Linked DNA regions of Homo sapiens: region 1 is linked to region 2. Evidence: chromatin loops called from intact Hi-C (ENCODE). Cell type or tissue: mammary epithelial cell. All regions are shown on one strand. Links, peaks and the distances in the headings refer to the core of each region. The heading gives the core; the rest is flanking DNA.

What was found. A loop is a pair of places that touch in the nucleus more often than their neighbours do. Peaks named below come from ENCODE experiments on the same cell type or tissue, not always from the same donor. Only the 100,000 strongest peaks of a DNase experiment are listed, where the experiment ranks them.
Region 1: a loop joins it to region 2, with 7 times the contacts of the local background. A loop is called at or near these places in 2 of 110 quality-filtered maps.

What each region holds. Positions count from the first base shown.
Region 1 is chr20:22,820,120-22,835,420 of GRCh38, reverse strand. It overlaps LOC105372568 (a long non-coding RNA gene), which reads right to left. Exons shown (of 3, transcript XR_937351.2): 2 at 11,732-11,979; 3 at 11,039-11,236. Among named protein-coding and RNA genes, the nearest start is that of LINC01747, 140 kb to the right of the region's middle. RefSeq lists an enhancer at 13,077-13,577. In mammary epithelial cell, for the core only: no CTCF peak of the experiment used is centred there; a DNase peak (open chromatin) is centred at 8,880; H3K27ac peaks cover 3,139 bases.
Region 2 is chr20:22,756,597-22,771,897 of GRCh38, reverse strand. No RefSeq gene overlaps it. Among named protein-coding and RNA genes, the nearest start is that of LINC01747, 79 kb to the right of the region's middle. In mammary epithelial cell, for the core only: no CTCF peak of the experiment used is centred there; DNase peaks (open chromatin) are centred at 8,307 and 9,167; H3K4me3 peaks cover 309 bases; H3K27ac peaks cover 3,556 bases.

The sequences.
Region 1 (15,301 bases), core at 4,665-12,664, 64 kb before region 2:
TCTTCATCCAGATAACCATTTGTAATTCTATACTTTTATGTACTTAACATCTGCCTAGATCAGCCAGACCACAAGCTCCACAAGGGTAGAGCTCCTCTATGTCTCTGCCCATGTCTTTATGTGTCTGACAAAGTGCTAGCCACACTGGGAGCTCAACTAGCATTTTCTGAAGGTAGGTAGAATAGAAGAAAGAAAGAACAAAAGGAAGAAAGGGAGAGAGGGAGGGAAGGAAAAATGAAAGGAAGAAAGCAAAGAAGTGGGGAGGGAGGAAGGAAAGAAGAAGGAAGGAAGGAAGAAAGAAAGGAAAGAATGGAGGGAAGAAGGAAGGGAGTAAGAAGGAAAGAAGAAAGGAGGCAAGGAGAGAGGAAAGGAAGGAGGGAAAGAGAGAAAGAAGAGAGGAAGAAAGGAAGGAAAGAATAGAGGGAGGGAGAGAGGGAGGGAGGGAGAGTGTAGGGAGGGAGAGAAGGAGGGAGGGAGAGAGGGATAGAGGGAGAGAGGAAAGGAGAAAGGAATGGAGGAAGAGGAGGGAAAGAAGAAAGAAAGGAAAGAATGGAGGGAAGAAGGAAGGGAGAAAGAAGTAAAAAGGAAGGAGGGAAGGAGAGAAGAAAGGAAGGAAGGGAGGGAGGGAGAGGGAGGAAGGGAGGAAGGAAGGGAGGAAGAAGGAGGGAAGGAAACAGGGAAGGAAGAAAGGAAAGAATGGAGGGAAGAAGGAAGGGAGGAAGAAGGAAAGAAGGAAGAAGAGAAAGAGAGAAGAAAGGGAGGGAAGGAGAGAAGGAAGGAAGGAAGGCAGAGAGGGAGGGAGGGAGGGAGGGAGGACAGGGAAGGAGAGCCATGATATAAAACAGAGTCACAGCATTGTTGGAACAAATGTCATGTGAGAGTTACCATTGAAGGATAAGCAGAATCAGGATGGTGCAAGTGGAATCAAGCTTTCCAAGCAAGGAAGAACCCTGGAGGGAAACCAGGAAAGACACTGCGGGCACCGCAAATGCTGAGATGACCAAGGAAACCCAGTGAGGCGAAGGATAATACAATCTGAGATGAGCTGGACAGGTTGGGCCTTGAGGCCAGACCTCAGAATGGCTGCTGTAGGTAAAAGGAAATACTGCTCAGTGGCAGAGAGGGTTTTTTAGCTGTTACAAATACTATTCATTAAAGACTTTTTAAATAATAGGTTTACGTTTACAGCTAAATTGAGAGGAAGATACAGAGGTTTTCTATGTATCTCCCGCCCCCTCACTCACAGCCTCTGCCATTATCTACGTCCCCCGCCAGAGCAGCGCATTTGCTGTAACTGATAAGCCTATGTTGACACATCACTACCACCCAGTCCACAGGTTACCTTAGGGCTCACTTTCGGTGCTGTAGCATTCTGACAAATGCATAGTGACATGTATCTGCCACTCCAGTATCATACAGAGTTGTTTCACTGCCCTAAAAAATGCTCTGTGCTCCATCATTCATCTTTCTCTCCCTCCCCTAAGTCTCTGGTAACCATTCGTCATTTCACTGTCTCTGTGGTTTTGCCTTTTCCGGAATGTCATATAGCTGGAATTATACAGTATACAGCCTTTTCAGATTGTCTTCTTTCACTTAGTAATATGCATTTAAGTTACTTAAATGTATTTTCACGGCCTGATAGCTCGTTTCTTTTTAGTGCTAAACAATATTCTGTTGTCTGGATGTTCCATAGTTTATTTACCCATTCATCTACTGAAGGACATCTGGGTTGCTTCCAAGTTTGGGCAACTATGAATAAAGCCAAGTTTTGATAACTATGAATAAAAGTCAATATCCACACATCTGCACACAGATATTTGCGTGGATATTAACTTTTCAGCTCCTTTGGGAAAACACTAAAAAGTACAATTGCTGGATCATATGGTTAAAGCATGTTTAATTTTGTAAAAAACTTCCAAGCTGTCTTCCAAGGTGGCTGGACCTTTCTGCCCTCCCCCCAGCAATGAATGAGAGTTTCTGTTGCTACACAGGCTCACCAGAATTTGATATGTTGTCAGTGTTCTGAATTTGAGCCTTTCCAATAAGTATGTAGTAGTATGTCATTGTTTTAATATTTAATTCTTTGCTGACATAGGGTGTTGAAAACCTTTTCATATGCCCATTTGTGTATCATCTTTGTACCTTATTTGGTGAAGTGTTCATTCAGGTCTTCAGCCTACTTTTTATTTGGGTTGTTCGTTTTTTTCTATTGACTTTTAAGAGTTCTTTGTATATTTTGAATAGCAGTTCTTTAAATATTTCTCCCAGTCTGTGGCATGTCTTCACATTCTCTTAACTGTGTGTTTCACAGAGCAGACGTTTTTAATTTTAATGGGGTTCAACTTTTTTCTTTCTTTGTGTTATATCTAAAAAGTAATTGCCATATCCAAGCTCATCGAGATGTTCTCATATGCTGTCTTCTAGGAGTTTTATAGCTTTGCATTTTACATTTATGTCAATAATCCATTTTGAGTTACTTTTTGTAAATGGTGTAAAGTCTGTATCTAGATTCATGGTTTTGCGTGTGGATGTCCAGTTGTTTCAGCACCACTTGTGGAAAAGACTGTTTTTGCTCCATTGTATTGCTTTTGCTTCTTTGTCAAAGGTCAGTTGACAGCATGTATGTGGGTCTATTTCTAGGCTCTGTATTTGGTTCCATTAATCTATTATTTGACTATTCTTTCAACAATACCACACTATCTTTATTACTGTGGCTTTATAGTGGACTTGAAGGAAAGTAGTATCAATTCCCCAGTGTTGTTCTTATCCTTCAATATGTATTGGCTATTCTGTGTCTCTTGCCTCTCCATATAAACTTTATAATTAGTTTTCCAATATTTATAAAATAATTTGCTGGATTTTGATTAGGATTGCATTGGATATATAGTTTAAATTGAGAAGAACTGAAATATTGACAATTTAGTCTATTTATGAACATTCTTTTTTATATTTTTTATTTTTTTATATTTTAATATTTATTTCATCAGAGTTTTGTCATTTTCCTAGTATAGTTCTTGTACATATTTTGTTAGATTTATATCTAAGTACTTCATTTTGAGCGCTAATATAAATGATTTTTTAAAATTTCAAATTCTACTTATTTATTGCTGATATGTATGTAAGAAAGCAATTTACTATGAGAGAACACAAACAAATGGAAAAACATTCTATGCTCATGGATAGGAAGAGTGAATATTGTGAAAATAGTCATACTGCCCAAAGTAATTTATAGATTCAATAGTATCCCCATCAAGCTACCACTGACTTTCTTCACAGAATTAGAAAAAAACTACTTTAAATTTCATATGGAACCAAAAAAGAGCCCATATAGCCAAGACATTCCTAAGCAAAAAGAACAAAGCTGGAGGCATCATGCTACCTGACTTCAAACTACACTACAAGTCTACAGTAACCAAAACAACATGGTACTGGTACCAAAACAGATATATAGACCAATGGAACAGACGCCTCAGAAGTAACACCACACATCTACAACCATCTGATCTTTGACAAACCTGACAAAAACAAGAAATGGGGAAAGGATTCCCTATTTAATAAATGGTATTGGGAAAACTGGCTAACCATATGTGGAAAACTGAAACTGGACCCCTTCCTTACACCTTACACGTAAATTAACTCAAGATGGATTAAAGACTTAAACGTAAGACCTAAAACAAGAAAAACCCTAGAAGAAAACCTAGGCAATACTATTCAGGACATAGGAATGGGCAAAGACTTCATGACTAAAACACCAAAAGCAATGGCAGCAAAAGCCAAAATGCACAAATGGGATCGAATTAAGCTAAAGAGCTACTGCACAGCAAAAGAAACCACCATCAGAGTGAAAAGGCAACCTACAGAATGGGAGAAAATTTTTGCAATCTATTCATCTGACAAAGGACTAATATCCAGAATCTACATAGGACTAATATCCAGAATCTACAAAGAACTTAAGCAAATTTACAAGAAAAAAAACAAACAACCCATCAATAAGTGGGTAAAGGATATGAACAGACACTTCTCAAAAGAAGACATTTATGGGGCCAAAAAACTTATGAAAAAAAGCTCATCATCACTGGTCATTAGAGAGATGCAAATCAAAACCACAATGAGGTACCATCTCACACCAGTTAGAATGGTGATCATTAAAAAGTCAGGAAACAATAGATGCTGGAGAGGATGTGGAGAAATGGGAAACCTTTTACACTGTTGGTGGCAGTGTAAATTAGTTCAACCATTGTGGAAGACAGTGTGGCGATTCCTCAAGGATCTAGAACCAGAAATACCATTTGACCCAGAAATCCCATTACTGGATATATACCCAAAGGACTATAAATCATTCTACTATAAAGACATATGCACACGTATGTTTGTCACAGCACTGTTCCCAGTAGCAAAGACTTGGAGTCAACCCAAATGCCCATCAATGATAGATTGGATAAAGAAAATGTGGCATAAATACACCATGGAATACTATGCAGCTATAAAAAAGGATGAGTTCATGTCCTTTGCAGGGACATGGATTAAGCTGGAAACCGTCATTCTCAGCAAACTAACACAAGAACAGAAAACCAAACACCACATGTTCTCACTCATAAGTGGGAGTTGAATAATGAAAACACATGGACACATTGATGGGAACATCACACACCACAGCCAGCCAGGGGGTTGGAGGCTAGAGGAGGGATAGCATTAGGAGAAATACCTAATGTAGATGATGGGTTGATGGGTACAGCAAATCACGATGACACGTGTATACCTATGTAACAAACCTGCACATTCTGCACATGTATCCCAGTATTAAAGTATTTATTATTAAAGTATAATAAAAAAAGGAAAAAGAAAAAAACCAAAACCTCAGTATAAGAAGCCATCATGGAACTGATGTACTATGTAAGCCAGAGCCACCCTTTGTTGGAACTCACCTGATTTTAATAAACTTTCTTATTGTTAAAAAAAAAATGCAATTTACTTTTACACATCAGCCTTGTATCCTGCAACCTTGGTGTAATCATGTATTAGTATCCAGAATTTTTTTGTTTTGTTTGGGGGAGAATTTTCTAAATAGACAATTACGTCATCTGAAAACAAAGACAATTTTATTTCTTCCTTCCTCATCAGTACACTTTTATTGCTTGTTTTATTGCATTAGCTAAGAATTTCAGTGTGATGCTGAAGAGGAGTGGTTAGAGGGAGCATCCTTGCTTTCTTCCTTATTTTACTGGAAAAGATTCTAGGGTCTCACCATTAAATACAATGTCAACGAAGTGTTTTGGTAGATATTCTTTATTGGGTTGAGAAAGTTCCCCTCTATTCCTAATTTTCTGAGAGTTTACTTTTAATCAAGAATGAGTATACAAATACTTTTGAAAACTAGACAAGAGAAAAAGTTGTAAAAATCTGTTTGTAGAAAAAAAGATGCCATCATCTATGCCAAATATCTACTTAGAAAAATCCTGTTCTTTTGGTTACAGAAAAGAAGTGGAGGACTATCACCCTGCACTCCATCCATACTACAAAGCTCCTAGAGCTGAACTGTGGACTGTGCATTTCTTTGGCCAATCAGAGTGTTTCTTAAAGAAAGCACCACACCAGGGTAAGTGCACTGCGGATGAAGGATCTACATGTGGCCTTGAAGACATTATTTTCTGCTCTCAGAGCAGACATTGTGGTGAACTTAAAGTGTCACCTTTACTTAGCACCAGCATTACAGGGATTCTACAAATAATGAACAATCATTTATAAAAGTGCACAGTACTGGACATAGATGTAAACTCTCTAATGTTGTTAGCCATTATTCCTATAAATGAAGAACAGATGTGTTGAGAGTTAAACAAAGGTTTCTTTGAGGAATGTTGTTGTTGTTGTTCATCACCAGGAGACTATAGACTCTTGTAGAGGGGAGAGAGCGGGAGGAGGGGAAATGGAAATTAGAAGTTGATGGAAACACTTCAGTTCCTGTTGTCAGTGTTACTCCATCTCACAGGGACACACGTCTTTTACGAAGACAACCCTGGAGCATGTGCTATCCAATTTTGTCATAGGGAGGGGGCTGTGTGTGTGTGCCAAAGTTGATGTTCTTGGTATGAGCTTCCCATGCCAAGGGGACAGGGCAGTGTACTGGGCATCAGATTATTATGACCAAAATTTCTTTAAATATTAGTTGGTTAACTATCACTTCAATGATGCCATGTAACAAACCACTCCAAAGGCTTATAACAACAGTCATCAGTTATTTCTCAAGGGTCTCTGCTAACTGAGAGTCAGCTAATCTAGGCTGGGCTGTCTAGGGGCTTGGCTCTGCCCAACATGTCTCTCACCTTTCTCCTGGGATCAGCAGCTAGGCTGGCATGTTCTCATGGCCATGGCAAAGGTTCAGGGAGGAGAGTAGAAATACCTCATTCTATTGTCCCAAGCAAGTCATATAACTACACCCAATGGCAAGAAGTATGGGAAATATGCCCCAATTCAAGTGGGAAGTACATCAAAGTCACATGGCGAAGGCCATAGAGGGTGAAGAACAAGGACAATAATACAATATACCCCAGTCCTTGTGGGAGAGTAAATGGTAGACTGACCTACAAATCAAGCTGCTGAGAGCAAGAGAGAGGAATAACACTCTTCAGGCTCAGAAGGTCTCAGCCCCTTGAAAAGTCTCTACTGAAATCCTAGACATTTAATTCTGGTAGAAGAATCCAGGTATCAAGAGGGCAAAAAACAGACAGCAGGGGATGCCTCGTTCCCCACCAGGTGGAGGTAAAGGGGATCTCAAAAACTAGCAGATAACAGGTTCACATTTCCTCAGGTATGCCGCGGGTTAGTGTTGCCCAGGAACAAAGGTCTACGTGCTGCTTCCTCCAGAGCCACTGATCTCTAGCAGGTGGGTAAATGCTTGATCCAAGACTTCAGTGTGTTGGGGGCGCTAACTTCTGAGATAGGTTTTCTCCTTGGTTGCTCTGCAGTTTGCTAGGGATTTCATTCTGCCTGAGAACAGGAGTTGAGCCATCCCCAGGAGCACTGAGCCCTGACTCCAGATCTCCTCCTACCAATTTCTATATTCAACCAACATTTATAGCACTGTCCGTGTGCCAGGTATAGAAGGTGGGAAGGCAGAGTTCCCTATTAGAGAAGAATGCTAGGAGAAGACTGCTCCCACACAGTGCATGGTACAATCTCAGAGGTGTGTGCACAGGTCAGAGGAGTGAGCAGATAACTGCTGCGGGATTCAAAAGGGTTTCCCAGACAAGGTGAATTGCATCTTGAGAGATGATAGAAGCATTCCAAGGAGATGAGGGAGGGTGCTCTACATACATTCCACAGCATTCCCTGTGCACACAGATAGGGCGTGTCCCCACATGATGTGTTGGGAAAGGTGAGGGCACCTCGATCAGCAGAACATAGAGTGCACAGGCACCAGCCTTCTGCAGATGACTGAGTGGTGGCAGGTCACACAGGGCCCTTATGCTGCAGGATGGGGATCTGGACTGTCTTCTCCAAGCCATGGAAAGTCACTGAAGGAGGATATTGGTAACTATAACTTTTTCAAGCCTAAAACCCAAGGGTGGGCCCTGGCATGCAATGGAGTGAGGAAAGCTGACCTCACATTATCCTAAAACTGGGATTCCACTGTAGCAGGCTGGGTCACTGACTTAAAAACAGGTCCCTGGTTTTTAGGGATAGCAAGGAAGTCCCTGTGACATCATTTCTTTAAGAATCTATATGCAACTTTTCCAAGAACTAAACTTCTGCTTTTCTCCAGGAATGGGGCTGGCTGGGTGCTCTCTGCCAGTGGCTATAATTCTCACTATAACCCTATGAGGCCAATATGATTATTCATAACCATTTTATAGACAAGTAAACTGAGACAGACTGTCAAGTCACTGCTCCCCTGATAAGCAGATCATAATTGCCAGGTTGGGGTAGTCGGGTGGAGACTTGTCCGCAAGTTCAATGCAACCTGCAGAGCCGTCTTCGCTGAAGCTCATGATGGCCACTTCCTCCTCCCACAGGGCTTCCTCCTTGAGGGTCCTAAAGCTTCTTCCAGTCTCCAGAAGCCAGCAGAATTATGCTCTTCTCACCAGAAGGATTATTTCCAATTAACGTTACATTAGAATTAATGCACAATAAAATGCTTATCCATGTTGAAAAGGATACGCTGTACGACAAACCCATTTCTCTGAAGGACCCCAAGGTGTAAAGCATCACCAGCCTTCTGCAAGGGGCTGGTTACTGACTTGGGAAATATGGGACATGTGTGAGAATGTGCTCACTCATCTGGTCTGAGTTGTTAAAAGCTGCCTCCAAGTGTCCTGTAAGAAAGGAGGACTTGTTTACTGAGCCCAGGAGCCCTGGCTCCAGCCGTCCCTGTCCAATGTGGGAGTGGATGGTAGCTCTGACACCTCCATGGGATCCGGGGCCACACCCACCAAGGTTCACTTGGAGGAACAGGCTCATGTCTTCAGAGAGCTCAATGTGCCTGCAGCCTACTTTGCTTGCATCTCTTTCCTCGGTCAAGCCCTTTTCTGAGGGGAGAGCGGAAAGCCAGGGCGTCCCACCTGGCCTGGATGTAAACCACCTTGGAGTGGATGAATGAGGTTTTTCTTCAACCCAAACCATAGGGAGCTCATGGCTTTTGTTCTTATCTCAGCCTCCAGAAAGTTAAAGGAGCATATCTACCTGCTCTGCCTTGGTGGTGAACCTCCACCTCCCATCTCATGTGGCCCAGGAGGGCCCCTCTCTGAGGGACTGTGGCATTTCAGGAAAGGTTAATTGAGCTGAAAATGAGGTGGAATGCTCTTTTCCAGGCTGTACTCACTTGTGCCTCCCACTTGCCAGGACAGGCCCAGAAGGAAACCATAAAATGACTCCATCCTGTCAGAAATTTCAACCGTGGGCTGGAGGTCATTCATTCCTCGTGATTGAAGAATGGCTTTGAGCCTGCTCATAAAGAATCTTAAAAAAATAAAATCCAAGGTCAGGTGCAGTGGCTCATGCCTGTAATCTCAGCATATTGGGAGGCCGAGGCAGGAGGATCACTTGAGGCCAGGAGTTTGAGACCAGCCTAGGCAACATGGTAAAACCCTGTCTCTACCAAAAAATACAAAAATTAGCTGGGCATGATGGTATGCACCTATAGTCCCAGCTACTCGAGAGGCTGAGGTGGGAGGATCACTTGAGCCTGGAGGTCAAGGCTGCAGTGAGCCTTGATCGCTTCACTGCACTCCAGCCTGGGTGACAGAGCAAGACCTTGTCTCAAAAGAAAACAAAAACTCAGCCTCAAACAGCCCCACTGTAGTGCCTTCCAGTGGAAATACTCGCTGATACCCCTCCATTTCCCCTGTACATATGACCCGAACACATCTCTGCTTCTCACATCCACAGTGAGGGCAGACAGCAAGAGGCCCAGGGCCCTGACAGAAACCCTCCCAACATACCCTTTCAATGAGAGCTGTTCTTTCTAGATTTGAACAGAGAACTGAGAATTTAAATGAGAGAAATGTCACCCAGAGTCCTAATTACCTGGTCACAGGTCACAGCAGTCCACGAGAGACAAACAGGAGAGCTGGCTCTTTCTGGGGATCTGGAGGAGGATTTGGCATTTTTGTTCACCATGGTGTGCCTTGCAGAGGCGGAAACTTGGCAACTGTTCTGCCCGGACCGCCCCTGCCTCAGCCTCAGGGCAGAGGACTGGCCTGCTTCCCTACAGATTCCAGAGTGATGGAAGTGATGGAATGGGAGCAGCCAGGATGTAAATGGAGGCTCTTCCCCATCTCTGAGTCTGCTCTGCCCTAAGATGAGCTCACAGAGAAGGACTTGTAGGTGTCCTTTTAACTCAGAGATCTGCCTTTGTCCTCAAGCTTCCATTTGCCTTTGCCACATAGAAAATGTAGGAAGATCATCCTCACTCATAGTCAAATGCACTGTGGTCTTAGTGTGTTCCCAAAGAGTGAAGCCTGAGGCTAGCACTGGGGGCAGGGAATATACTTGAAAGGTGACCCAGGAGCACCCTGAGGGAGTGGAGGAAGGAGACAGAGAAGGGAGGAATGCTAACAAAATAGGGTCGATGAACAGTTAACTGGACAAAGAAAATGTTGTACATATAGAATACGCAATGCTATGCAGCCATAACAAAGAATTGAATCATGTCCTGTGTAGCAACATGGATGCAGCTGGAGGCCATCCAGCTTTGCTCACTAAGTGAACTAATTCAGAAGCAGAATATCGCATATTCTTACTTATAAATGGGAGCTAAAGAATGGGTACACATGGACATAGAAATGGAGAGATAAAACTATGAGGACTCCAAAAGTGGAGAGGCTGGGAAGGAAGTGGGGGTTGAAAAATTACCTTTTGGGTACAATGTTCAATATTTGGTTAATGGATACACTAGAAACCAAACCTCCACCATTACACCTGTAATACCCATGTAACAAACAAGGACGTGTACTCCCTGAATCTAAAATTTAAAAAAAATAAAAATAAAAATAAATAAATAAAATGGGGTGGATGAGCTGCTACTTCCATGGTCACCTGAGGCTACAGAGTGGCTGTGCAGATGCCATGACTTAGAGTTGTCCCACCAAAAGGAGGGGTGAGGAAGTCAGGGTCTCACCCATCCTCATTGTTTGAGCACTGTTACAGGAGGTGGGGGTAGGTCCCCAGTCACTTGTGGCCCATCCACGTGGAGGCCAGAGAACACCTTTGGCATGTACAGGGATGTCTCAGGTTACCTCTGAGAATTTGAGGGATGTGGACAGCGCCAGGCAGCATCCGCTATTTCCTTTCTTTCTGACCTGCAAAGATTCTGCTGCAAGGTTGAACATAGAAATCCAGGTTGCAAAGAATTTAGTCTCCTACCACTAAACCTGTAATCACTGTATACCCAGGTGTCTTAAAGGAGGAAGAGAAAAAAGAAGCATTATAGTTGGCTCAAAGCATATAGTTGGCTCCAAGAGATGTCTGTGTGGACCCAAATCAAGGTCACCCATACCAGTCCCCTCCCATTTCTGTGAGAGCCCCTCAAACTCACCCATTCTTTAAGGTGAAGTTGGGCCCCCTCTTCCACAAAGCCTTGCCAGGCTACACAGCCACAGGGCTCTCTTCTCTCCACTCCCAGGACAGAAATGCAAGCAGGCTTCTGCGTGGGTGTCTGCCCCAAGGGACTGGAAGTGGCTGCTCAGAGTCTGAGGCTGCTTTCTGGCTTGGTGGAAGAAAGCGAAGGGATTGATTCAAGAAGCTACCAGGAAGGAGAAGAACAAAGGCAAAGTATTTCCAGAATACAACTCGACTGGCCTCTTCCTCTCCTTTATCAGGAAGCAGAAGCCTGGGGGAAAAGGACCTACACATAAATGCATTGGGCAGCTACAGGAGAAGAGATGCATGTGGTGCAGTGGCTTTGAGGCTGGAGGTATTGCTGTGCCGTAGGCAGGCACCACCTGGCCCAGCCCAGCACCGAAGTGTCTTCAACACATATTGCTGGAACTGAATTGTGTTTCATGGATTTGAACTGAGGAGGTGGATGAGCCAGGGAGGAAGAGGAAGGGCTCGAGGGATGAAGCCCAATGAGCTTACATTTTAGGCTCAAGCTGACCTCAAATCTAAGGCCTATGTAAAAAGGGCTGGTGATTCAGACTAATATTTTTACCCATTGACTTATTCTCCAGCCCCCTCACAGCAATGCAAACCAGATTTGCACCAACTCCTTGATTGCTTCAGAGGTCACGTTACTTACGATGCACGGCTCTGAGGGTTTCTCTGTGATCTTAGCTCCCTGTGGTGCTGGGGTTCTGATGACTGTCAGCTCTCAGACCTGGGCCGCCCTGGGGGCTGTCAAGTCACGCTTACTGAAGGCCTGATATTCTTCCATGTTGGAAAATACATTCTTAATTATCATTCAGAATGATCCTTGTTGCTGGGAATGGCAGGTAGGCTCTGGGATCCCACTTTTGCTGATGACATGGGTCTTCACACCCAAGCAGCCTGAATGGAGGGACAAAGGCAAGAAAAAGAGAACACTTCTCTGAGTAGAGAGAGAAAGGGGAGAAAAGGCTGCTGTTGCTTTAACAAACATGAATCGCAGAACAGCAGGCCTGCCAACAAATGTGGTTCCTATTGATCTATCAAAACAGAACTAGCATCTTGAGATTTAAATAAGACACATGCTTAATAGGGCAGCTTCTTTTGGCAAAGGGAGTGAGGATTTGCCTGTGATGCACATTTAAAAACAGCCCGCCCAAACTGAGGGTCGCGCTACGAACCTAACCTGGAGTGGTCAAATGTCCGGGCCATGGAATATAAAGGAAGGTAGGGGTTCTCCAGGTGAAGGGAGGCCAGGGAGAGGTCAGCAAAGTGCAACATGACCTTGCGGCTTCTTTCGCCTCCACCAGGGACTTTACTGGTGCAGTCAGTGAAATCTGAATAAGGTCTGTAGATTAGATAATAGGTTTGTATTGGCCTTAATTTTCTGATTTTGATAATTTTTGTAGTTAAGTGAGAGAATGTTCTTGTTTTTACACACACTGAAGTCTTTAGGCGTAAAGGGGAGGAAAGAGAGAGAGAGCAGAGAGTAAAAATGCTCACATTTGGGGTCTCCAAGTGAAAGGTATCTGGGAACTCTCTGTGTTCTTCCTGTAACTGTTCTGTAAGTCTGGGCGGCTGGTGGCCTTGCCCTCTTCTTGACCTGAGACCAGCTCTGGATACAGAGACCCACATTTTTTTTTTCATCCCTTTGAATTTTACCTGCCTGGTCCTGGGCCTGCTCTAGTCAGGGTCTCTGAGAGGACCTGGCATAGCCCTGGCCTATGGCCCCCAACCTCATGTCCCCTTCGATTAGGACACCTTGATATATGCCCCCGTTGTCCTGGTCTCCCCTAGCCCACCTGCCTGTGTTTCTGCTGGCTGCCCACATGCCACCTACTTGCATAAAAGAATAGCTCCCTTCTCCCCCTTCCTCACCCCTGCCCCATGTCATTGTGAGACTGCTAGTGGAGCCCCTCCCTTCCTCACTGGGCCCAGGATGTCCGGCCACACTGGGTCTGTCCCACGCCCTGCCAGCGCCCATCCTTCCTGGGAGCCTTCAGTGCTGCTGACCAGAACTCCACTTGGGCTTCCAGCAGGCTGGTAGCCGCCTGTTGGAATGGTGGGGCCAGGCCACAGGGCAGACATGGACCCACCATGGCGGGCTGTAACTCCAATGAGCCTAATGAAATCTCATGCTTCATGAATCAGAAAGCTTTCTCCCATGCCCCGGGCTCCTGGGCTGTCTGCAGCCGGCAGCCTCCTGGTTCTGGTACTGTGGGAGTTTTAGCCTTTAGACCTAACCTTGCTTGCCAGAGGGAAAATTTCCAGCCTCCAGGGATCAGTGAAGTCAAACTCACATTGTCTATATCATGCAATCTAGTCTTTTCTTTCCCTCCAAGCAGATGTGGGTCAGTCCAGGGTGGGAAATACCCCAGCAAATATGTCAGGGCTCAGAGTTTCTGAGAAGGCTTCTCCCACGCCTGTGGCTGTCCTACTTGCTTCTGGGGGAAGCAGCCTGCAGCACATGGTCTCTCTTGCCCCACAGGCACACGGGCCCTTTCCTGAGGTGGAAGGGGCCAGAAGCAGCTGTGTGTATGGGGCTGTTCTGCCTAGGAGGCTATGCATTTTAAACTTTCTACATTAGCTCCAAATGAGGCCATGCAGGTCACTGTAAAAACCTCACATGTGTGCAAAGTAAATATTTAAAATATGCCACCCATTTTATAGCCTCATTTTGTTCATTTTCAAATGCGTTTGGAACCTGTGAAATGGAAACAGCCACAGCCTTGCTCATCCTCTGAGAGCCTCAGAAATGTCCACATGCACATGCGTGCAACATGCCCATGCACACAGACACAGGCCTCAGGCACAAACAGGCATTCACACTCACACACCCATGCACAGCTCTTCTTGATTAGCTTCAGGGTGTTCTTATTCTCCCATGGAAATGTAAACTGATACCAACTGTTCCTCTTACCACCCCCTTTAGTTAAGAGACTCCTGGGAAGGACGTTTCTGCTATTCCCTGCCTGATTAGAAGCCCACAGACCAACATTTTTTTTTAAGTGTGTGAACGTTCAAACGGCCTGCAGGCAAACATTCTCTTCTTTCAGCACTACAAAAGACACCATTAAATTGTGTGCATCAGAGTTCGCTGTAATCTAGAAAGCTCAGTACAGCCATGTCAGTCAGTCTCTGCTGTCAAGGCCAGCTATCCAGCAAGGGGCAAAAGGCTTTCAAAAGAATATGCCTGTAACTGCAACCTCTGGACTTGCCGATCTGTTACCCTGGGAGGAGGTGAGAGACTTCAATGTAGCCCTCCATAGTGTGTGGGTGGGGGCTAGCCTTGGGGGCTGCGGGTCATCAGCTCACACATGGTGAGAGTCTCCTTCGAGGAAGGACTGGCCATCCAGCCACAGGAGTGTGGTCAGCAGGGGCTTCCGCCAACTGCTCCTTCAATTCTGGCTCCACTGCACAGAACCTCCTCACATGAGGCCAGGCACAGTGGCTCACGCCTGTAATCCTAACATTTTGGGAGGCCGAGGCAGGCGGATTGCCTGAGCTCAGGAGTTCGAGACCAGCCTGGGCAACATGGTGAAACTCTGTCTCTACTAAAAAAAATACAAAAAATTAGCCGGGTGTGGTGGCGTGCACCTGTAGTCCCAGCTACTCAGGAGGCTGAGGCAGGAGAATGGCCTGAACCCGGGAGGTGGAGCTTGCAGTGAGCCAAGACCGCACCACTGCATTCCAGCCTGGGCTAAAGAGCAAGACTTCGTCTCAAAAAGAAAGAAAACAAAGAACCTCCTTGCTTGCATGAGGCAGCCTGCTGCTGGTGACAGGGCCAAGCAGGTATGAAGGCTACCACTGGGGCTACTGGGCCAGCAGATTGGAGGCAAAAAGTTAATGTGACTGTGACAGTGTTGATAAGCATGGATTGGTAAATCTAGTTTATTTACTGAAAAGAATAAAATAATAATAATAGAGTCACTCATAACCCTACTTCCAGGGATAAAAATTATAGTGTATCTATATATTTCTTTCCAGTTTTTTTCATGCCTATGTCTACACAGCTATAGCCTGGACATTTTTTCACAAATGTGAAATGATATGCCCCATCCATAGATTTGAATCTCGCTTTTACCCCTTGACATTCTAATGAGCATTTTCCCATGACGAGATGAAGATTTCTCATCACAGCTAAATTCTGATCCAAACAGCAATGAAAAAAAAGACTGGTCTTTCCAAATTACTTTCATGTATAGCCTTTATTTCTTGGCCCTGT
Region 2 (15,301 bases), core at 4,849-12,848:
GCGCTCAGCCTCCCGAGTTGCTGTGATTCACAACTCTTTATTTAGTGAAACATGAGACTCACAGGTGACCACAGATGCCACTAGCAGATCCAAAACTACAACAGGGAGAGGATGACCTACTTTGCACAATAGACTCAATTTTCTGCAACAGAGATCCTTATTACAAACATACAAAATAGCATATTAAGTGAAATAACGGGTCCATTCAGTTCATTCAAGCCAGTATTCTATCTCCAAAAAAGGCATGAAGAAATGTCCAATGAGGAAACCTGATGCCACGTCTTCAAGGCATCTTTCTCCACCTCCCCCACCCCTGGGTATCTCATGCAACAAGCCTCCCCCATCTTATGGATGAGGGGAAATCCTCAATGTCTTCATTCTTTCATACTCTATTCAAAGCACCTGCTTCCCCTGAGCACCTTCTTTTCTGAAGGTTGTTCTCACTTTATTCCTCCAGCTCCTCTCTTTTGCAAATGTTACCCTTCTTCTTGGTAACTTAAGGGCTGGGGAAAAAACCACTGTTCATCAGTGTGTTTAGTGACCTCCTCCCAGAGACTCCTCCCTCAGAGCCACTCATGCTCCCTCCTCATCCCAAGCTGTGTCTAGCCCTATGTACACTCCTTAAAAAAATGCTTGGTATAGGCAAGTGTGAAGTTTGCAGCTGGTAGAGCAAATGACTCCCTAGCTGTAGGACATATACCAATGGCTCCCAGTTGAGGAGATGAAAATGCAGAATGTCAGTTCCTCTTCCTTTGCTCACTTAAACAAAGAGCCTCTAATGCCCAAAGCCTGACTTGACTTAGAATCTTTTTGTATGGCATAGGAGATTAGGCTCAGTCCTCACTCTTGATTTACTTTTTTTTTTTTTTGTATGTGTTCCTTGGTTTTGGGTAACAAGTAAGAAAATCAGATATTATCAACAACTCTTTATTAAATTCATCCTATTACTATTCTCATATGAAAAAATACAGGACATTTTATCAAGCAAAGGGAGACAGGGAGCAAAATATCCCACTGCCAAGGTCAGAGTATGCTGGAGCTGTGACAGGCTGCGAGTGCAGTGTGGAGCAAGACTGTGAGTGCAGCAGCTTATTTTGGGGGTGACCCCAGAGAGTAACAATGGGGAATGGGGTGAGACAGAGGAGGAAGGCCATAAATGACACATGTTCAGGCATCTGTGGGCTACTGAAGCTTAGTCCCTCTGGGACTTCCCTGTCCACAGTGCTGCCCCACCCCAGGAGTGAGGAAGCTGGGCCAGAGGTCCACTAACTCCCATTACCCTTGATTAAGTGCACATTCTAGGGATGTCTTTGCTGCCCCACATGAGAACCAAGCACATTCCTGTGCCCAGAGGCAACCCTTGAATGGGGGATTTCACTCACATGCAGTAAAAATGTCTGTAGAGTGCATGGGGCAGTGAGTGCTCAGGGGACACAGGAGGGTGTGTCAGCATAGGCTTGAGGAACCCTGACTCATTCCTACTCTCTATACTCCCTGATGTAGCCATTTTTATTTTTTCTTGTTCTTTATTATGTTGTATGTAGGTAAGTATGCAGGTGTACATGTGTATATGTTTGTGTATGTGTGTGTGTCTGTATTTATGTAAGTGTGTGAATCTGTGTCTGTTGGTGTCTGTCTGTATGTGTGTGTCTGTCTGAATGTGTGTATATATATATTTACATTTGTTGCCACGCTAGTTGATATGGTTTGGATGATTGGCCCCTTCAAATCTCATGCTAAAATATGATCCCCATTGTTGGAGGTGGGGCCTAGTGGGAGGTGTTTAGGTCATGGGGGTGGATCCTTCATGAATGGCTTGGTGCCCTCCCTGCAGTAATGAGCAAGTTCCCTATTAGTTCATGTGGGAGTTAGTTGTTTAAAGAGCCTGGCACCTTCCTCCCTTCTCCCTTTCTCCGTCTCTTGCCATGGGACATGCCTGCTCCTCATTCACCTCCCACCATGAGTAAAGGCTTCTTGAAGTCCTGACCAGAGGCAGATGCAGTTTCTATGCTTTGTGTACAGCAGGCAGAACTGTGAGCCAAATAAACCTCTTTTCTTTATAAATTACCCAGACTTAGGTATTCCTTTATAGCAATGCAAAAAGGACTAACACCATAGTAATCTTGTAAAACTCAACCAAGCAAAATTATTGGACAATCACAGGGTAAGTGGCACCCAGGTGAGTGTGTTCATGACTTTCTAGATGAAGAGTTGTCAAATTTTTCCTCTAAAAGGCCAGATAGTAAATATTTTAGGCTTTACATGCCATGTAGTCCTTGTGGTAACCTCTCTCCTCTGCTGTTGCAGTGGGAAAGCAGCCTGTGGGTTTGTACGTTGCCTGTGACTGCTCATGGATTTGCTGACCATGGTCTAGAGTATGATCTATGCATTCATTCTGTTCTTAATCACCTCCCAAACCCAGCCCTTCTCCATCAAAGTTTTCCCCTAAAAGAAACCACCTTCAGGATCTGAACACCTAAGCTCTAGTTCTTGAAAAGAAAGTCCCATTCAGGTCCCACTAGCATCCTAAAATAGCATAATCTGGCAAAATGCAAGTTCATATTTGTATTTCCCATGCTTCTTCACACACAGATGGACTTTATCTTCAAATATTATTTCAAATATAATCAATTTCTCTCTTTCCCTTAACCTATGGAATCATCATTTTTCACCTTTCCTTTATTGGTTGTTTATCTACAAATGTCACAAGTCTTTATCTTTGCTCTCCTCCCTTTTATCAAACCATTCTCTTCTCTGTACAAATAAAAAACAAGCAAATAAACACGGAACTGACTAAAAAGTGGGCCCTGAGTCAGGCTGTTTACTCAGCATTACTGGGCTCTGTCCCGAGCTGGATGGGGGCCTGATGGAATCTACAAGCTGAAAAGCAAAAACCTCTTTCCCTCTTCCCCTTGTCTCTTGTCTTCCTTCCCCAAGCTTCTTTCTGGGAACGAACAGCTTTCCCTGACCTACTAAGAGGGGCATCCCATACAGACTTTTGCATACCTGGGATTCCTCTCTTCTCTAGCTGAGGCCTGGGGGCCTGAGTTTGTTTTCACAGTTTGGATTCTTACACAACTTGGAGCCAAAAAAAATTCTACTGAGGTTGTACCTGCACAGAAGGACATCACTGTTTTTTTTTTTTTTTTTCCAGCAGCTGGAGGACAGGCAAGTTGTATTTTAAGCCTTTAATCTGAAGTTATGAATTACGAGCTTTTAGGAATGTGATCTTCAAAACACAGCTTATGTTGAGTTTTAAATGAGATTTATGCTAAACCGTGTTTGGGTACCAGACATAGCATATTGATTTGCACACCCCAATCTCTGCATACTTACAGTGGCTGGAAGCAAGAACTCTAGCTCCAAGGCAGCTCCATAAATTGTAAGCTTATTTTCAGAAGGTAGAGACTCATTTGTCCACCTCGCGGACAATGACTAACATAACCCTGTCCCAGGGGAGCTCAAATCCTGAAGCAAGATGGCCAAGAAAATGAGAAGCAGAGTCGGCAATAGCAGCAAAATGTCATGGTGCCATTCATGCCGGCACGAACAGTATTTGCTTTTCTGTCCTCCATTCCCCCTGCCGTCTGGGGTCTTCCTGTGCTTTGGAAATCCATCTGGACAGCTTCATAGCTCATCTCTGCTCCTGCTCCCACTGCCCTTTTTTGTTCTGTCTGAGATAGCTTTGCCACTCACAAATGAAAAGTTTGCTCACAGATTCTCTTATTTGAAGTTTACTGATTAATATAGTTGGAGACTGCACACGGGGTCCCATTGTCATAAATTCCTTAGTCTATCTGGGATTCCTGGTCTGTCATAGATTCCTTAGTCTATCCAGAGCAGGCAAGTCTGGATACCTCTGCTGTTCCTTCAGCACATCACCCCCCAGCGACCTACATGCAGCTCATCGGGACCCTAGGAGAGCTTCCCATATTCACAGAAGCACCATTATGGTTACTTATTGCTATGCAAGGAATATCCTCAAACTTAGCAACTTAAAACAGCTATTTTCTTTTGCTTGTAATTTGCAGGTCAGGGATTTGGGAAGGGTTTGACTGGGAAGTTCTCGCTTAGAATCTCTCAAGTACTCAGGCTTCAGTCCCCTGGAGGCTCCTCGAGGCTGGATGTCCGAGGTGGTTCACCTGGCTGGCAGGTGATGCTGGTTGTTGGCTGGAGCTCATCTGTGGTTGCTGACCAGAGTGCTGCACACCCGCAGGTGCCTCTCCAAAGGGCTGGGCTCCTCGCAGCGTGGAGGTGGCTTCCACACGGAAGTGTCCCAGAGGCATGTCCAAATAGTCAGTGGTCTCAGAAACCAAGGCTGAAGCTTCAGAGTGTATCCCCTGTCCTTGTAAGCTGCTAACCATCATTTACACCACAAGTGACTCAATGAGGCCCACCAGATTTGAGGGGAGGGGACAGAGATCCCCCTTCTCCATGGAGGAATGTCATAGATATGCACCATCTCATCCATGGCATGACCAGTGCCTTACACCAACCTGTTTGCACTGTGGAAGCCAATCTGAGTTGGCCATTCAAGGTACTGGGAAAGACCCCTCCAAGAGCAGGGAGAGGAGGTATCCCTGCCCTCCTGGAGAAAAGGGCTTGGCGTGGTGGAATGAGGAGGTTTGGATCACAAAGATGAAAGCTCAACATGCAGTTCTTCCACTAACTCTCTGTGTGGCCTCAAATGAGTGTTTTAACTGCTCTGACCCCCAGTCTCCTCATCTGTAAAAATAGGGATAATGCCATTCTTGCAGTCTGTTGTGAAAATTAAATGGAGTTAAATAAGATGTTGTATAAAATAAAGCTTCCTACAGACCAGTACCTGGCACATAGTCCTATGTCAGTCACATCATCCTGACAAGTTAGGAGCTATCATCGAACAGGACCTGGGGTGGGACCATGCAACCTCCTGAAAAGCGCTCTGCCTTGTCCAAGTCACAAGCAGAGGAGACAGGACAAGGCAGAGCTCTCTTCCTCTTTGCCTGTCCCGTTCCCCCTCAGTTTCTGTCATTCTCTTTCATTCTTTCCCTGTCCTGAATGTGCCTACTCCTTCCATTTCAAGCTGGCTCATTTGGGATTCCACCTGCTTCCATTGGGAAGCTCCGGGTCACTCCTTCCTCAGTCTTTTCCTGTGGCTTCCAAAGCAGGCTCCTCAAATTTGGCCAGGGCCAAGAGCACATGCCTAGCTAGGGCTTTGCCACCCACCCGGGTTTCAGTTGGTATCTGGTTAGCACACTGTCTCTGGGGTTTTGCTGTCCACATGGGTTTCAGGAGGTGCCTGGTCAATAGCACACCCTCTCTGGGGCTTTGCCATCTCCATAGGTTTCAGGTGGTATCTGGTCACTAGCACACACCTTGCTTGGATGTTGCCATTCACATGGGTTTCAGGTGGTGTCTGGTCAATAGCACATGCTTGGCTGGGGCTTTGCTGTTCATATGGGTTTTGGGTGGTGTCTGGCCAATAGCACACCCTCGCTGGTGCTTTGCCATCTACTTGGATTTCAGGTGGCGTCTGGTCAATAGCACATGCCTGGCTCAGGCTTTGCCGTCCACATGGGATACGGGTGGTGTCTGGCCTTAGGAAGAGAAGAGGCTGGGTGCTCTAATCTTCACTTAGTTCCTGACTTTTGGAGCCACAGCCTGTTTTCCATTGCTCCCCAAGACGAAAGCCACCCCTCCAATGCTAGTATTTTTTTCTCTGGGTGCAACAGCTCTTTCTGCTTCTTTTGAAGAGGAACCGTGACATTATTGTCTTAGAAATTTGGTCCCCAGATTACCTGGATGTATTTCTTAACCACCCAACATGGGTGTCCCAGTTCCAGAGAAATATTATATTTTCTCAGCTCTCTCCCAGATTGAAGACAGAGGGCTTCATTTATCCCACCTCACCAGGACTTGAAACAAACTCTCCCCAACTTTTCCAATCAGTCTTGTTCCCACCACATCATGCCACATCCATGTCCCTTAAAGGGTCTCATGTTCAGTGTAACTGAAGTTTGAGAACAGTGAGTTGTCTGAGACCAAACAAACATGTCATATTTAGGCAGCCTGGGGCCAGGCCTCCTTTTTGAGACATCATTAAGTCCACCATCAAGGCAGAGGCCCTGGACAGCCAGCACCCCAAGAAAGTCAGAGGAAAAGTACATGAACGTTACTGAAACACAATAACTACTTGCATTTCTGCCGCCCCTCCTCCCACCCCAGGCACATGCGAAATCCATTTTCCTTTTTAAAATGATCTGCAACTTACAACATTATTGAACCCAACAGTTCTTTTGTTTCACTTGTATCTTTTTCCAAATATAGTCCTGAGGGCAGAACATCTGTCAACAACTTTTCTACAGCCTAAATCCTTTCCTTAATCATGGCAAATCTTCTCAGGATATTAGCCGGCCTTTCTTTTGCTGTTCTTTCTTTTTTTTTCCTTTTATTTTTAAAATCCATCACTGTTCTCGTTGAACTTAGTTTCTCAGTGCTTGCCTCACCAACTCTGAAAATCATGACCTCTCTGCTGACCTCATCCCTATCTCTGACCACATCGTGGGAGCCTGGGACTGGGACCGAGAATCCACTTTGAACTGTGGTGTCTTCCTCTCATGCTCTGGCAAAGCCCACCCCATGGAGTGCCAACGACTGGGAGCCCCACTGAGAGCTTCCCTCTTGTGCGTCAGGAGAGCACCAGTCAAACAGGAGGCAGCCCGCTCACGCCCGCCTGATATAGTCACGTCCATTTCAAAGATGCTAACCCAAAAGCCCAGGAAGGCTGCATGGCTTCGCCAGGGACAGTGGCTGGAAGTGGCCGTAGCCAGATCTTCACCCATGTCCTATACCAACTCCAAGACAGCATCTCAGCACCTCCTCCTAACCAGCCCTGTGATGGTGGGGGTGGACAGGGAGCGGCTGTGCTTCCTGAGTCACATGTTAAGTTGCCCTCTTGTTCTAACATACACAGTGCCTGATCCAGCCCCTAAACAGAGCCCAGGGCAGCTTCCTTCAGCTTCCACAACACACCGAGCTCTCATGTACTAAAGGGATCTGGGTATCCCTGGTCCTGCGGAGGGCCTGAAACCTCTGAATCAAAGGGGAACTGAGCCCAGAACGTGTACCTCTGAGCCTCCAGCCCCTGCTTCCTGCAGCCTTTCACAGGCACACAGGCAAGCTGGGCACCCAGAGACTGCAAGGTCACAGGACATTGCTCACCCCCACACCTCATCTGATGGTTAAGGGAGGAGCCACCAGGAGGCATGAGTGATGCTGAGTGACACCGGATCACCAGATGAAGACCCAGGCCTCACGCCGTCCAGGTCTGCAAGTGGACAGCAGGTGACCATGGCCCTGAGATCAGAGCAATCATCCTGGACTTGTCAGGAAAGTGAACCCGAGTGGGGCCACCTCATTTGGGAACTTCTGCTCTACAGAGTCATGGTATTAAGATGATGGGTTGGGGCTGGGCACGGTGGCTCACGCTTTTAATCCCAACACTTTGAGAGGCTGAGGTGGGCGGATCATGAGGTCAGGAGATCGAGACCATCCTGGCCAACATGGTGAAACCCTGTCTCAACTAAAAATACAAAAATTAGCTGGGAGTGGTAGTGTGTGCCTGTAGTCCCAGGTACTTGGGATGGTGAGGCAGGAGAATCGCTTGAGGCAGGAGAATCGCTTGAACCTGGGAGGCGGAGGTTGCAGTGAGCTGAGATGGCGTCATTGCACTCCAGCCCGGGTAACAGAGTGAGATTCCATCTAAAAAAAAAAAAAAAAAAAATATATATATATATATATATATATATGATGGGTTGGGTTGGGAGGCACTGCTGACCATCTAAAGGGGGCACTGGTGTCTACAGTCCATCCCAAGGGACATACAGCCTCCTCCTTCTGTTAAGTGGGTACTTCAGGGAGCTGAGGGCTTGGCCCAGGCTCTAGGGGGACCATGAACTATTGGTCAGTTGTCAAAGGGGCATCACAGTCACAGCCTAGTCCTGTGCCCCTGGCTTCATCCCAGAAGGTGTGGGACAGTTCGAGTGGCCTGATTTGCCTTCTCTGATACAATTGTCTTGCTTTTACTGAGCTGAGTTTCTCTCTAGGTTTGCCTCAGCACAGCTCTTAAAATAGCAGCCAGTTAGGTTGGCCAGCCTGGAATTTCCTGGAACCGCCCAGCACGGGGCAGTAGGCACTCAGGCCCTCCCTACCTATCTATCCAGGGGCTGCCTGACCCATGGCTCTTTTCCTGCTTCCGATCCCGTCCCACCCTTTGAATTGGGTCAAGAGGGTTTGGTACTGAGTCTATCCAGGAGAGTCCACCACCACTCCCTTCCCCAACCCAGGGTGTAACAGGATAAAAAGGTATTTGGGGGGTTCCCATGGCAGGCAGGCTGTGGGCACACGGGCGTGGGGCCAGAGATGGGGGCCTGGGCATGACACTGTCTGAGGTTACAGGCTCAGCAGCATTCTCTCCATTTGTGGAATTTTTTCTATTAAATTGCACTTTCTCACTTGTTGGGAATGATTCAGAAATTCTCTCAAAGTTATGCTTTGCCGGTGAACTCTCTGGCATTTGAATAAAGGCACAGAGATCACTCCAGGCACTTCCTGGTGAGTTGAGCTGACACACCCGGCCTCTCCTTGGGATGTGTAGGGGTCTCATCTGGCCACGCTAAGACGTTTATGTTTTTCATGTAGGATTTCTTCTTGCTCACATTGGGGAAACCAGTTCACTTAAAACGAAAGAACCGCTACAACAAAAGACAGACAGACAGAGAGACAGACACAAATAGACAGTGGTGCCAGCCTGAGTGCTGGGTCCTGAGCACAGAGGAATGCAGGGCTCCCAGAATCTGGAGTCTGCCATCTCTCCACTTCCCCTGATTAGGGAGGACAGGGAAAGTCAGAGAATTAGAACAGGACTCTCTGGCACTGATGTCTGTTAACATTAAAGTATGGTGGTCCAACTTGAAGATATTTCTGCTCCCTGCCCCTGTGGGATCAAACCCTTTCCACATGGAACGCTGTCCCCTTGATACACACTCCACATTCTGAGTGTGTCATAAGTGCCCAGCCGGGGGTGACCCCAGGACACAGCTGTGAGCCAGGCAGACCTGCCCAGGCCCTCATGAGGCCTTGTCTTGCCCCACCCTTCCCTGGCCATGTGGCCTCTCTCAGCCTGTGGGGCACACTCTACAGGCCTGGGCCTGTCTATGCCTTCCAGGTGCCTTTGTACATCCACTGACATGTTAGGTGTTGCTTTTATATAATGCAAACTTTGGGCATGATTAATTTGAGGATTTTGGGACCTTCTCTTTGCCTGCAGAAAACATCCATTTCCCTTGGTTAACATTTCTACTTCCCAGGAAATGAAGCTGACACAGACTGCCCCTTCCTGGGGTGGCGGTGGGAGCTCATCTTGCCCCAGTGCTCTGTCTCTCTCTGCCTCTACGTCTCTCTCTCTCTCTGTCTCTGTGTCTCTCTCTGCCTCTGTCTCTATGTCTCTCTCTGTCTCTGTCTCTGTGTCTCTCTCTGTCTCTATGTCTCTCTCTGTCTCTGTCTCTATGTCTCTCTCTCTGTCTCTCTCTGTCTCTGTCTCTCTCTCTCTCTGTCTCTCTCTGTCTCTATGTCTCTCTGTCTCTGTCTCTATGTTTCTCTCTGTCTCTGTGTCTCTCTCTTTCTGTCTCTGTGTGTCTCTCTGTCTCTATATCTCTCTCTCTGTTTCTCCCTATGTCTCCCTCTCTCTGTGTCTCTCTCTGTCTCTATGTCTCTCTCTCTTTCTCTCGGACTCTCTGTCTCTGTTTCTTTGTCTCTGTCTCTCTCTCTTTAACCACTTTATTGAGATACCATTCACCCTCTCAACGTGTACAGTCCTGTGGTTGTTTATGTTTGCAGATAGGTCAGCCCCATCTCTTGCAGCTTTCCTGACCACCCTGACTTCTCACTTTCCCTTTCCCCATCCAGGTGAACTCGGGGCCTGGCACTGTGTCTTGCCCTGTGGTTCCGGTGGGAAATCTGCTACACCAGGAATCAGGAGACCAAACTCCACTACCAACTGCCTGGTGACACTTGAGTTCTCTTGTGCTGCAGTTTGCACTGTCAAATGTGTAAAAGAGTCAAACTGGCTCAGATGAAATCAAATGGGTTAAAGAATGTGAAGATTCTGGCCAGGCACAGTGGCTCATGCCTGTAATCCCAGCACTTTGGGAGGCAGAGGCGGGCGGATCACCTGAGGTCGAGAGTTCGAGACCAGCCTAGACAAAATGGAGAAACCTCGTCTCTACTAAAAATACAAAATTAGCCAGGCATGGTGGTGCCTGCTTATAATCCTAGCTACTCAGGAGGCTGAGGCAGGAGAATCACTTGAACCAACCTGGCAGGCAGAGGTTAGGGTGAGCCGAGATCGCACCATTGCACTCCAAAACTCCATCTTAAAAAAAAAAAAAAAAAAAAAAAAAAAGAATGTGAAGGTTCTTTGAGGCATAGTAAACCTTATACAAACATAATATATATTTTCCTATATTATGTTTTAATATTCAGTCCTGATTATTACAGGGGGTTGGCGATCACCTTTGAGGTAAAAGGAAACAGTGCTCCAAGGCAGCTTCAAGACACAATATGAGAAAAGAATGCAAAATATTTCACTAACATTTGTTTTATAATTAAGAGCTGAAATGATAATACTTTTGATACAACAGGTTAAGTAAAATCTATCAATGAAGTAAATTTTACCATTTTCCCTTTGTTAAATGTGGCTATTAGATATTTTAAAATGGTACATGTGGCTGGGGTCATATTTTTACCAGGTGGCCCTGCGCTAGGGTAACTGTTTTGAACTTGAGACCACAGAGTGAAACCAGCTATGTCCTTTGCCTTCTTTCTTTCCTGCCTCCATGCAAAGTGGCTTCTTTGGCTAAGCATCTGGGGAGGGGAGAGAGGCTGGCATTCCAGCGTGTGTTAGGGTCAGAGGACCTGGTGAACAATGCTCTGACAACACGACATCTTCACAGACACTGCATGAGAGGAAAGCTGCATTTTCTTTGGATGATGCTGCGTCCCAGAGCGAATGCCCCCTGCTTGTGAATTCTTTGAAGTTGAGGCTGGCTGGCCAGGGCAACTGTGACCTTGGCTTTCTAGAAGGTTCTAGAGTACAGCCTCCCTTCAGCTCACCCCTATGGGTGGAAACCATGAAGGAGGCCACCAGCCTTTGGCAGTGGGCTGCCCCTGGATCCCCACTGCTGACTGTGGCCTGTGTGGGCCTCTCTTTCAGCTGCTCTGTCACTGACAGGCCTGGGAGCTCTGCACAACCAGCTGAAACCATGGGACTGGTTATTGACTGAGGCTTATTAATGCTCCTGCTTCCCACCAAGCCAGGGCTTCCCAGATGGGAAAGAACGGCTTGCCAGGGCAGAAGGAGGAGAGTGTGGTGTGGCACCAAGGGGGAGAATGAACTACTTTCGCTTGCTTTGATTCCAGCCAACCCAGTCCCTCTGGGAGTCCTATTCCCAGAGAAAATATTTCTCAGGAAAGGGTTTCTCAGGAAAGACCCATCCGAGACCTCATTCTTGCAGCAGAAGTTCACTGCAGAGCTGCAGGCCTAGCAGTGACAGGGGTACATAGGAAAGCCATTGGTAGGGATTTAAGAGGAGTGGCTAAAGCAAAATCAGTCCTATGAATGGAGCCAACAGCCCTGGTGGTCGCTTGGTGTCCATCTCTCCTCTTTGACCCCAAGAGGTATGTGGAAGATACCAGTATTTCTTCAGCTTTTACATAGCATCACCTCATTTAATCCTTACAACGGAACCATGTAGTGGAGCTGACACTGATGAGCTGAATCCCCTTGTCCCATCCCCTCTCACCATGTTTCCTATATGTAAAGGTTGAAGGTAGCCGTCAGTTGCAGAGAAAGTGTGTGGACCTTCCTAACTTGTCCTTCATGGAAAGTTTACCACTTTCCTTATAGCATGGAGGATGGGGGTCAGCTCTTCCCATATTTGGACGCTCATGGGTCTCCACCTAATATCCTACCACAACTGCCTATTGGGCACCATGTTCACTATTTGGGTGATGGGTTCAATGGAAGCCCAAATTCCAGCATTATACAATACACCCATGTAACACACCTGCACATGCACCCCCTGAATCTAAAAACAAAAACAGAAACCCTCAAGTGTCTGCAGAAAAGCTCTGTAAACTCAAAATGCCAAGCAGGTATGGATGAAAACAAGCTTCAAGCATCTTCGAATTAAAAAAAAAAAAAAAATGAGCTCATGTCCTTTGCAGGGACATAGATGAAGCTGGAAGCCATCATTCTTATCAAATTAACACAGGAACAAAAAACCAAACACCACATATTCTTACTCATAAGTGGGAGTTGAGCAATTACAACACATGAACACAGGGAGGGGAACATCATACACGGGGGCCTGTTGGGGGGTGGGGGGCAAGGGGAGGGAGAGCATTAGGACAAATACCTAATGCATGCAGGGCTTAAAGCCTAGAAGACAGGTTGATAGGTTCAGCAAACTACCATGGCACATGTATACCTATGTAACAAACCTGTACATTCTGCACATGTATCTCAGAACTTAAAGTTAAAATATGTGTATATATATATATATTTTAAATCCTTCCCCAGGGAAATGACCCAGCCCCATGGTGGTGTGACGAGAGGATTCTCAGAGGCTCTGGACCCCAGCCTGACCCTCATTGGCTTTGTAACTTTGGGAAAATCACTTACCCTTCTTAACCTTGAGTTTCCTCATTTGTAAAACTGTCTTTAGGAACCACAACATTTAAAGAATAAACCCATGAGCACTGTGGAAACTCAAGCGTGCTATGTAAATGTAAGCTTTTATTATGCATGGTCAAGTTTTTATGAACTGCGAAAGAAAAATTTGGCTGAACAGCCCTTCCTTGTTCTCAGCCAATTTAAGGAGCCAGGACAACTCACTGCTTTATGAGAAACCACCCTCATCCTTCAACTGGGTTTGAATTTTTCTAACACTTGGACTCATTTTGTTGAGCTCTTCAAGCAGCAGATCAAATTGAGCCTGGAAATAAAGGCTTCGCACCCCTCTGAAATCCCATGTAGCAGCCACACAAAAAACAGGGCTCTGGCCTCTCTGATTGCCCAGAGTGATGACTGTGTTTTCACATTCAAGGGATTTCAGGAGGCTAAAAGGATCTTTGTTTTTTCTGCTTGTGGATCATAACCTGGTCACACAGGGCAGGCATCTGGGCCTGTCCATTCATGAATCTGGTTATACCAACCAAAGCCATCCAGCAAACCTGAGACCTAACCCAGAAGACTGTTCTGCCAGAGGGCTTTGGAGGAGCAGCCTTGTGTCCTTCAGCAGAAAGGTGAGTTGGAAAAGCTGGAAAACAATATCAGAGTCATCAGAGCTTCTCGCCTGAGGCGGGTGTCCGTTGGCATGTGAGCAGTGAGCCCAGGACCACTTGAGATGGGAAAGGCAGAGCTCTCAATCTTTGGCATGGCCTTCTCCACCCATCCTGACCCCCAAGGGGCAGAGAGAGAGGTGGAGGGAACCGAGAAGCAGGAGCAGCCAGCCCCCTCTGCGAAGCTCAGTTCACACCCAGAGCCAACCTGGCTCTGTTGCCTGGGTGGGTCCCAGATCCCTGGGCTCAACCCTTTAAACCCATATACTCCAGAGGTTTACAGATGGGCGGGATTGCTCTTCTTCCAGGGCTTCCCATCTCTCTTTGCACCGTGAGACCGGGCTAATTTTGTTTAGCGGCTTTAAGAAGAGTTGGAAGATGTTCTGCACAATTTTTCAAACTGAAAACTCGACTACAGGGAATTTCTAGAGACCAAACCCCTGCAGGGCCTTAACCACAAGTGATTGACAGCTGCGGGCTGTGGCTCCTCTGGCTGTGAATGGTACCCGAGTTCCTGATCGTCCCTGTGAATGGCAGCAAAGTGAAAACCAGGACATAGAAAAAATAGGTCTGCCCTGGCCACTGCTCCCCTTTGGAATTCTTGGTTCTCTTGTGTCACCTTCAATATATCCATGGAATGTCTAAGTTGTTTCGTTTGGAAAACAAATATAGAAAGAAATGGAATCAAATATTTAGTGAGCAGGAGAGTGGATACTGATAGTCATTGGAGCTAGTCACAAATACTCTGGATTTCCTTCTGGGCACATAGGGAGGTAGAATTTGAACGCCCTTTTTGCATTAGAGAAGACCACGTGCTTCCTTTACTGATTGAAATGTGAGCAGAACATCACATGTCTCTCCTGGTTGGCAGCTTTAAGGACTAGCACATGACTAACTGTGCCTCTTCCCTATCTCCGCAGAAACATCTGTTGAGATGAAGCCTCTGTCCTTCTAAGAGATGAAACCTCTATCAGCTTAGGTCCTTGAGTACCTTATGATGGGCAGAAACCCCCCACCTCATGCTGACCTGTGGTGGACATACATTGTGAGCAAGAAACAGCCTTTGTTGTTTGAAGCCCTGAAATCTTGAGGTGGTCTTCACAGCATGGCCTCACTTGTCTTCCCTGAAACAACAACAAAATACCAAGTACAATACTGTGGGTCCTTCTCATCATGTCTGGACTCCTGGGGAACAAGTAAGGAACCAACACCATCCGAGTGCAGCCGTGGAACTGCCTCCATTCAAACCCAGTCTTATTCTACTCTATGGGCATAAACTTTTGTGGCCCAGAATGATGTGAATTGAATACTAACTTCCCTAGTTCTGAACACTTTTTGTTACTATCTGTGAGTTTTCTGTCTGTTAGTTACTCGAATGACAGAGTCCTCAACTAGTGATTTCTAGGGAGATTTTCCTTTCCTCCCATAAGCTCAGAGAGGATTTCTCCACCACCCCCACCCCTGACACTGGTATCTCCACTTCCAGGGCACTTTGGTATCCATCATCTGGCTTTCTGTTTTCTGAAAGCATTGCTTTCCCTGGCCAGCAGGCTCTGAGTTTTTTCTCATTGTCTGCATGCCTTGCGGCATAGTTAATGCTGATGGTCTTTCAATGAGAAAAGTAACCTCCAGTGTGATGTCTAGCTGAGTACGTACTTTCTTTTAGCATTTGGACATTGTCATTAGGCAGCCCCTGCCCCTCCCACTGCCCTGCCTTCCAACACCTTTTCCCTATGCCTCTCATTATGGCATCAGATAGAGAGGCCCAGAAGAACTCAGATGACTAGCTTCAAGATTCAATTCTATTCAGCAAGGGCACAGGCTTCACCATCAATACATAAAACTCAGTTGTATTTCTAGAAACTTGCAATAGACAATCCAAAAATCAAATTTAAAAAATAATTGCATTTATACTAGT